Regions from separate parts of the Homo sapiens genome. Here region 2 is linked to region 1. Evidence: chromatin contacts called from ENCODE Hi-C or POLR2A ChIA-PET data. All regions are on one chromosome and are shown on one strand. Each heading gives the region's core, a stretch centred on a gene start or an enhancer-like site at or near the end of the contact. The rest is flanking DNA. Distances are from core to core; before and after follow the strand shown. Region 1 overlaps CYTH3 (cytohesin 3). Region 2 overlaps ICA1 (islet cell autoantigen 1).

Region 1 (3,682 bases), core at 1,183-3,682:
GGGAGGGTGAGGCAGGAGAATCACTTGAACCCGGGAGGCAGCGGTTGCAGTGAGCCAAGATCATGCCACTGCACTCCAGCCTGGGTGACAGAGTGAGACTCTGTCTCAAAAATAAAAATAAATAAATAAAATAAAAAATAAAGAAAGGAGGCCAGGTGCAGTGGCAGGCACCTATAATCCCAACTACTCAGGAGGGTGAGGCAGGAGAATCACGTGAACCCGGGAGACGGAGGTTGAAGTGAGCTGAGAGATCGCACCACTGCACTCCAGCCCTGGCCACAGAGCAAGACTCCACCTCAAAAACAAACAAACAACAACAAAAATAAGACTGATAAAAGATAACTAAATAGAAGGTGTAAATCTTAATTAGAGCCTAGATAGGTTTAAAAAAAAAAGAAAGCTATAAAAACATTTTGGTAACAACTGGGGAAAGCAGAATGTGTACTATTTTGGAACAATATTATGGAATGACTGTTAGTTATCTTAAGAATGATAACGGCTGTAGTTATGTAGGAGAATGTCCTTAGAAGACGAGTGCTAAAGTATTTCTTTGAAAAGCGTTATGATGTTTGTAACTTTTTGAGACGGAGTCTCGTTCTGTCGTCTAGGCTGGAGTGCAGTGGCGTGATCTCAGCTCACTGCAACCTCCGCCTCCCAGGCTCAAGCTATTCTCATGCCTCAGCCTCCCAAGAAGCTGGGATTACAGGCGCATACCACAATGCTCGGCTAATTTTTTGTATTTTTAGTAGAGACAGGCTTTCACCATGTTGGCCAGGCTGGTCTCGAACTCCTGACCTCAAACAATCTGCGCACCTTGGCCTCCCAAAGTGCTGGGATTATAGGCGTGAGCCATCGCACCTGCCCATGTTTGTATCTTGCTTTCAAATGGGTTCAGTCACACACACACAAATTGTAATACAAAGACAGACAAGCAAATGTGGCCAAATGTTAGCAGCTGGTGAATTTAGGTGAAAGACATATAGGATTCATCGTACCATTCCTTCAACTTTTCTGTAGATTTGAACATTTTCAAAATACAAAGTTGGGAAGAAAAGATATAATAATCATATTGCCAATCATCAGTTATTCCTCAGCCCAAATAAAACAATTCTTCCAACTCACTCTACTCAGTATGTAAAGACAGGCAGGCCAGAGGCTTAACACACTGATGACTAACAGTTTTGAATGCCTACTATTACAATCGTCGAGATTTTTGATAAATTCTTCATATAAATAATTTCACTTCGGTTTTTTAACAGCTTAGGGAGATTAAGTAACTTACACAAAATCACAAGGCTAGAAATGACAGAGCTGCAGATATTTACTTAAAAATATGTCAATACCAAATATTTGTCAACACCAATCAGGCTCAAATGTTTAAACAAACTTATGTAAGCATACAGAAAGTATGAATACAAATTCTCAGAACCATTAACATTATAGATGACAATATTCTGCCTTGAACAAGGGGAATTACCCGAAATATCCTCAATGGCTGACCTGATATAGCAAACAGGGAAAAGTTCTGAAATCCTAATTCCTAGAGACCCCAAGGGAAAAGAGGGCCTCTCCAATCCCACAGGACTAAGACTATTTAGGAAGGAATGGCTACATAGTTATCTCCAGCATGATGCATCCCAACAGAGTCGGCCGTGAAGAAGCTGGGCTGAGGACCAGAAAGGCCCCCACCACAGCACTGCAGTAGTCCTGGGGGTCCAGCACCTCATCAAGATAGGGAGGGAGGGATATGTTGGGGACATCAGGAGAAAACAGCTTCTACTTCAAGTCTCTTATGAAATTAAGGACTTACAGACTCCCTATGTGGGGGAGACGCTCAGGTTAGTGTGACTACCCAAGTTTGACCTTTAATCTGTTTTTTTTTTTTTTTTTTTTTTTGAGATGGAATCTCCCTCTGTCACCCAGGCTGAAGTGCAGTGGCGCGATCTCTGCTCACTACAAGCTCCGCCTTCCAGGTTAACGCGATTCTCCTGCCTCAGCCTCCTGAGTAGCTGGGACTACAGGTGCCCGCCACTACGCCCAGCTAATTTTTTGTATTTTTAGTAGAGACAGGGTTTCACTGTGTTAGCCAGGATGGTCTCGATCTCCTGACCTCGTGATCCACCCACCTCGGCCTCCCAAAGTGCTGGGATTACAGGCATGAGCCATTGCGCCCGGCCAACCTTTAATCTGTTTAACCAAAGTTGAAATGGCCCTGTCAATAACTTTACAACTCTAAGGAAACAGCACTCCTGTAAAATCTGTTCTTGAAATTCCCAGTCACTGATCCAATCAACTACATTTCGTGATGGCTGAAACCAAGATAAAACCGCCTACAGCAAGTCCTGAGACTCGAGAACTTCTGCCGGGATATTCTCTCCAAAGGGAGTCACTGGCCACTGGTTCAGGCAGGGGGCCCTAGAGCACACTCCCATTTGTGGAACTCCCAGGCAGGCCTGCACCAAACCTCAAGGGGGCTGAAAGGACTAGGATAGTGGACTTCTCTCTGAAGACACAAATTCTTTGCTCCCCTTTACAGGTATAACAGAAATGGGAGATAAATGTTTTAGCGCAGAACTTAACAAGACTTCTGAAGTAGATGGTCTTCATTACCTTTAGATGCAAGACAGTCCGCTCTTCACCAGAATCATAATAGGTAATACTTGACAGGAAGACATGCAAAGAGAGAAGCCCCCAGACTCCTCTCCTGAGAAGGAAAAAGTGGGGAGCGGTGGAAGCAGTGGGAAGGTAATAGAGACTTAAATCCTAAAACAAATGTCCAAGTACTAACAGCAGCAGAACCCAGGGGAAATAGCTTATGTTCTTTCCAGATGAAAAAAATTAAAAAGTCATGTTCTGCATGTCCAGCCAAATTACTGGGCACTTGTCAGGCAGAGCAACTACTGGGGGAGCCAAGGGAGGGCAGGACACACCACATCCATGTGGACTCTGCTCCCTCTGAGAGCTGTCATCAAGAGTGAAGCTGGCGGGACAACGTGTGGCGAGCAAGAGCTAGCAGACTTCAAGACCAGTCTGACCACAAAAAGGAAGGAAAGAAGGCATTTGACTTTCTTTTGTGAAAACTGAAACATCCTAGTAACCATCTGACTAGTATACAGTTTAACCACTACTTTGAACTAAATTTCAGGAACATAGTCCATAACAGACACCCTGTGATTCCCGAGAAAACGCAACATTTTAGAAGAAGACTTATCCAACGTGAAGATTTTTTTTTACATAAGGCAATGAAAGGCATCATTTATTCTCGAAATGTGTCATGCTCTCAGAAGTGTGGTCATATACTGAATCAAAGTCTACAATCACTCATCTTCCCACGCCTGGGAAATACAGCCTCATCATGTGAACAGGCCAAACATTCAAAAGACACTAAAATTCTTCAATTTTCCCATACTCTAACACAAACAAAACTGAATTCATTTGTCTGATCCTTTCTCAACTCAAAAAAATTTTAATCTAATTACTGAAACTTGGAAAAGGACATTCTTGATTATTTTATTTCCTCTCTGTAAAGAACTAAAAGGAAGTCCTGTCTTCTAACAGAATATTAAATTGCCAATGCCACCTTTGATTACTGCATACTTCTAAATGTACACGTTAAAATACACATAAAGATTTGCCAAATGAAACAATGTATTTCTAAGAATACGAAAACGTATTTTGTTTT
Region 2 (3,682 bases), core at 666-3,165, 1.9 Mb after region 1:
CTGCCTGTAATTAAGTTCCTGCCCCCACCCTATACTGAAATAGCTCTCTTGAAGGTCAGCAGTGAGATCCTCATTGCCAGTTCTGAGGCTCTTTTCCCAGGCCTTTACCTGTACAGCATCATTTGTACCACTGCCCAGCCTGGAAATGCTGCTATCTCCTGGGAGTCCCCATGAGGCGGCTCTCTCGGATGACCTCCCATCTCCCTGACAGTACCTTCTCCACTGCCTCCTCCTATTCTGGCTGCCCTTAAGGTTTCATCCCAAACCATCATACCTTCCCTACATTCTCTATAGAAGATCTTTTCTATTCTTAGGGTTCCAATGTCACCTCAGAAGGTTCTCCAATCTCTACCTCCAATTCCAAGTTCTTTCTGGAACTCCATTTGCAAATTCCTGTCTGGGAGCCCTTCTGGGTTTGCCCATTGGTGAAGCTGCTGGTGCTCCATAGAGGAACCCTCTTACTGTGTATCTTTGCTTAGTCTGTGTTATGGTTTGCATATCTGTCCCTTCCAAAACTCATGCTGATATTTAAACCCTAGTGCGGCAGCTTGAGAGGTGCGGCCTTTAAGAGGTGATTGGGTCATGAGGGCTCTGCCCTCACAAATGGGTTAACCCATTCATGGATTAATGAATTAATGGATTATCATGGGAGTGGGATTGGTAGCTTCTATAAGAAGAGGAACAGAGACCTGAGGGAGCACATTCGGCCCCCTCACTATGTGATGCCCTAAGCCGCCTTAGGACTCAGCAAAAAAGGCCCTCACCAGATGTGTCCCCTCAGAATTGGACATTTTAGCCCCTATAACTCTAAGAAATAAATTCCATTTCTTTCTTTTCTTTTCTTGTTTTTTCTTTATAGAGTCTCACTCTGTCATCCAGGCTGGAGTGCAGTGGTGCAACCATAGCACTCCAGGCTTGAATGCCTTCTGAGTAGCTGGGACTACAGGCACATGCCACCATGCCTGGCTAACTTTTAAAACTTTTGTAGAGATAGGGTTTTACTTTGTTGCCCTCTTGGTCTCAAGTGATCCTCCTGCCTTGATCTCCCAAAGTGCTAGGATTACAGGCATGAGCCCTTTTCCTTATAAATTATCCAGGTGCCAGTATTCTGTTTTATAAGCAACAGAAAGCAAAGTTAGACAGGCTGGCTGTGAGATTACTCATTTACTCAAAGGCCTTCAGTGGCTCCCTGACTACTGGCTAAAGTAACACTCTGTCTAGTGGTATTCAGGATGTCTGCAGTCAAGCACGAATGCAGCCCTTTCAGCTACCCATCAATATAGCCATCTGGAAAGCCTTCATTCAATTTGGCAAAACTTCTCTACTTGCCATTGCTCAAACATATTCTGGGAACCTGATGATTTGTCCCAGTGAGAAAAATCATACTTTTTTTTTTTTTTTTTTTTGCAACCAATAGGAATCTTAGAGATCATCTCCTCTAACTCACTTTACAGATAAGGAAAAAGACCCAGGTTAAATAACCTACCCAATGACACAAAATTTATTAGTTACAGACAATCTTGCTAGGGACCCCAACTCACAGTCAAGGTGTTTTCTCACTGTAGCACTCTGCTTTTACTTCAGAACCTATTAAGGATCTCATGTATAAATTAATATTTAAGCTTTTGTAAAGTGTTGAGGGTTTCTAAGGTCAGATGGCTCCACTGGCAGCCAGGCACCATGCAGGCACCGTGGCAGAAAGGCTGAGATGACAGATCCATTCAGCATGTTTGCCCTGTACTGCCCAAGTTTTCAAAAATAAAAACCCTATGCCCCTGGGAGAACATTCCCTAGGAGAACTGATCCTGAACCAATGAGCAATATCTGTGTGAAAACTCACATAGAGAGGAAGCTCTTTTAAGTTTAGACACGGTGTGGGAAATTGGTGACAGCTCACTCAGGTGGTATTTTTGAACTCATACTGAGTTTCATGACCTCAGCATAAATTAGAACACAGAAGATGGAAGGAAACATAACTACATAGACCGAAAACGAGAGCACAGAAAAGCTGGCAGATAAATGTCACTTAATTTACCTTCATCTGCGTGTGAAACAGGAAGACTCCATCTCTCTGGTTTTCTCCCTCGTCCCCACTCTGGACATTATGACTAATCGTAAAGGCCACACGCTTGCAGTACAGATGAAAAACCCCAAACACCAACACTATCCTCACATCGCCCAAAGAGAGTAGGGGGAAGATAGGGAGGAAAACACCTTACGAAAATGGCTAACAAGAAAAACATATTCTATATTATAACAAACTGTACTTGTTTGGAACTCAAGAACACTGCTTCTAAGAACTTCGCTCTGATGAAAAATGATATAGATTATAATAAGAACAGAGAGAGGAAAAACAACTCCTACTCCCTGAAAAACAAAACAAAACAAAAAACAAACAACAAACCAACAGCACTGGACCCTGAGTAGGCACTAAAAAAAAAAAATTCTTGTTCATGATCCCTAAGCTTGCTACTCCATTTCACCAGTAGATGTTAGAAGACAAGTAATCTTACTGAAAAACATAAAACCTAGGGCAGGGATAAATATTTATAGACTCTTTATAGAATTTTTTTTATTTTTTTTTGAGACAGAGTGTTACTCTGTTGCCTAGACTGGAGTGCAGTGGTGCAATCTCGGTTCACTGCAACCTCCGCCTCCCGGGTTCAAGCGATTCTTCTGCCTCAGCCTCCAGAGTAGCTGGGATTACAGATGCCCATCACCAGGCCTGGCTAATTTTTGGATTTTTAGTAGAGACAGGGTTTCATTATGTTGGCAAGGCTGGTCTCGAACTCTTGACCTCAAGTGATCCGCCCATCTTGTCCTCCCAAAGTGCTGGGATTACAAGTGTGAGCCACCGCGCCCGGCCAGAATCTTTATAGAAATCTTTATAAGGGTAAATCTATAGAGAGCACTACAGGCTACAGGATGATCAGCTAAGAACAGTATTTGGTTAAAAAAAAAAATGTACCAAAGCCAGCAGTACATCCCAGGATGCTGAGGAAGACAGAGAGGAGGGAAAGTTCATGAGAAAAGAGAAGGCGCTTTTTAGAACTTGCCACTTCGTATGCGAGGAAGCAGTCAGATCCCTAGTCAGTAATATATGGACAACTGCAGGAGACAATTCTGAGTGACTCAGGAGGAACTCAGAGGTAAACATGTATGACTGCTGTGGGCTAAAAGTTTTCACCCACACCTATGGTACCTACTGAATGAGCTATTATTCTGACATGTGACCACAATTTAGAATCACAAGTCTAGAAGTAGTAACCAAGGAGGTAGCAGGAGATAAACATTTTATTTAGAATATAGACAATTAAAATTGTTTTAATTGGCTTAGTCTTGTCCTGGAGAGGGATCTTTTGGGTAAGGCCAACTTATGAGACTTAGGTGAGTTGAATTCATTGAACTGTCTTCTGCTTTGTAACACCACTTTTTTGTTCAGGTATCTGCTATTCATTTTTCTTGGCCCAATTTTGGGAAACACAAAGATTTCTCCATGTTATAATTAACGAATTGAGGTCAGATTGCCACATGTGGTCATAAGGCAGTTTGAGAGCCACTTTCACGTGTCTCAAAATGTCACTAACTTTTTTACTTAAAATAGTTTTATAAACTGTGGTCAAATATTGGTTTTCCATTATATTAGCTATTTAGTAGGAGAAAGCCAATGTCATTACGACAC

The links. Hi-C counts contacts between places; a loop is a spot of excess contacts on that map. ChIA-PET counts read pairs that join two places held with the same protein, here RNA polymerase II (POLR2A). Pooled maps may share reads with other maps.
Region 2: a loop to region 1 is called in a pooled map, with 13 times the contacts of the local background. The contact joins two enhancer-like sites. A Hi-C loop is called at or near these places in 4 of 37 single-sample maps with no recorded cell type and 4 of 50 pooled maps. POLR2A ChIA-PET finds 5 or more read pairs at or near these places in 1 of 52 experiments (GM12878).

The regions. Positions count from the first base shown.
Region 1 is chr7:6,253,886-6,257,567 of GRCh38, forward strand. The region is part of intron 1 of CYTH3 (cytohesin 3); the gene reads right to left. Among named protein-coding and RNA genes, the nearest start is that of CYTH3, 17 kb to the right of the region's middle. RefSeq lists an enhancer at 2,751-2,800. Within about 2 kb of position 2,433, at least 15 of the 41 ENCODE cell types and tissues checked have a DNase peak (open chromatin) inside an H3K27ac peak, as active enhancers do; they include GM12878, where a contact is called at or near this core.
Region 2 is chr7:8,132,461-8,136,142 of GRCh38, forward strand. All of the region lies in intron 12 of ICA1 (islet cell autoantigen 1), which reads right to left. Among named protein-coding and RNA genes, the nearest start is that of ICA1, 130 kb to the right of the region's middle. RefSeq lists a silencer at 1,204-1,253 and an enhancer at 1,964-2,093. Within about 2 kb of position 1,916, at least 5 of the 41 ENCODE cell types and tissues checked have a DNase peak (open chromatin) inside an H3K27ac peak, as active enhancers do; they include GM12878, where a contact is called at or near this core.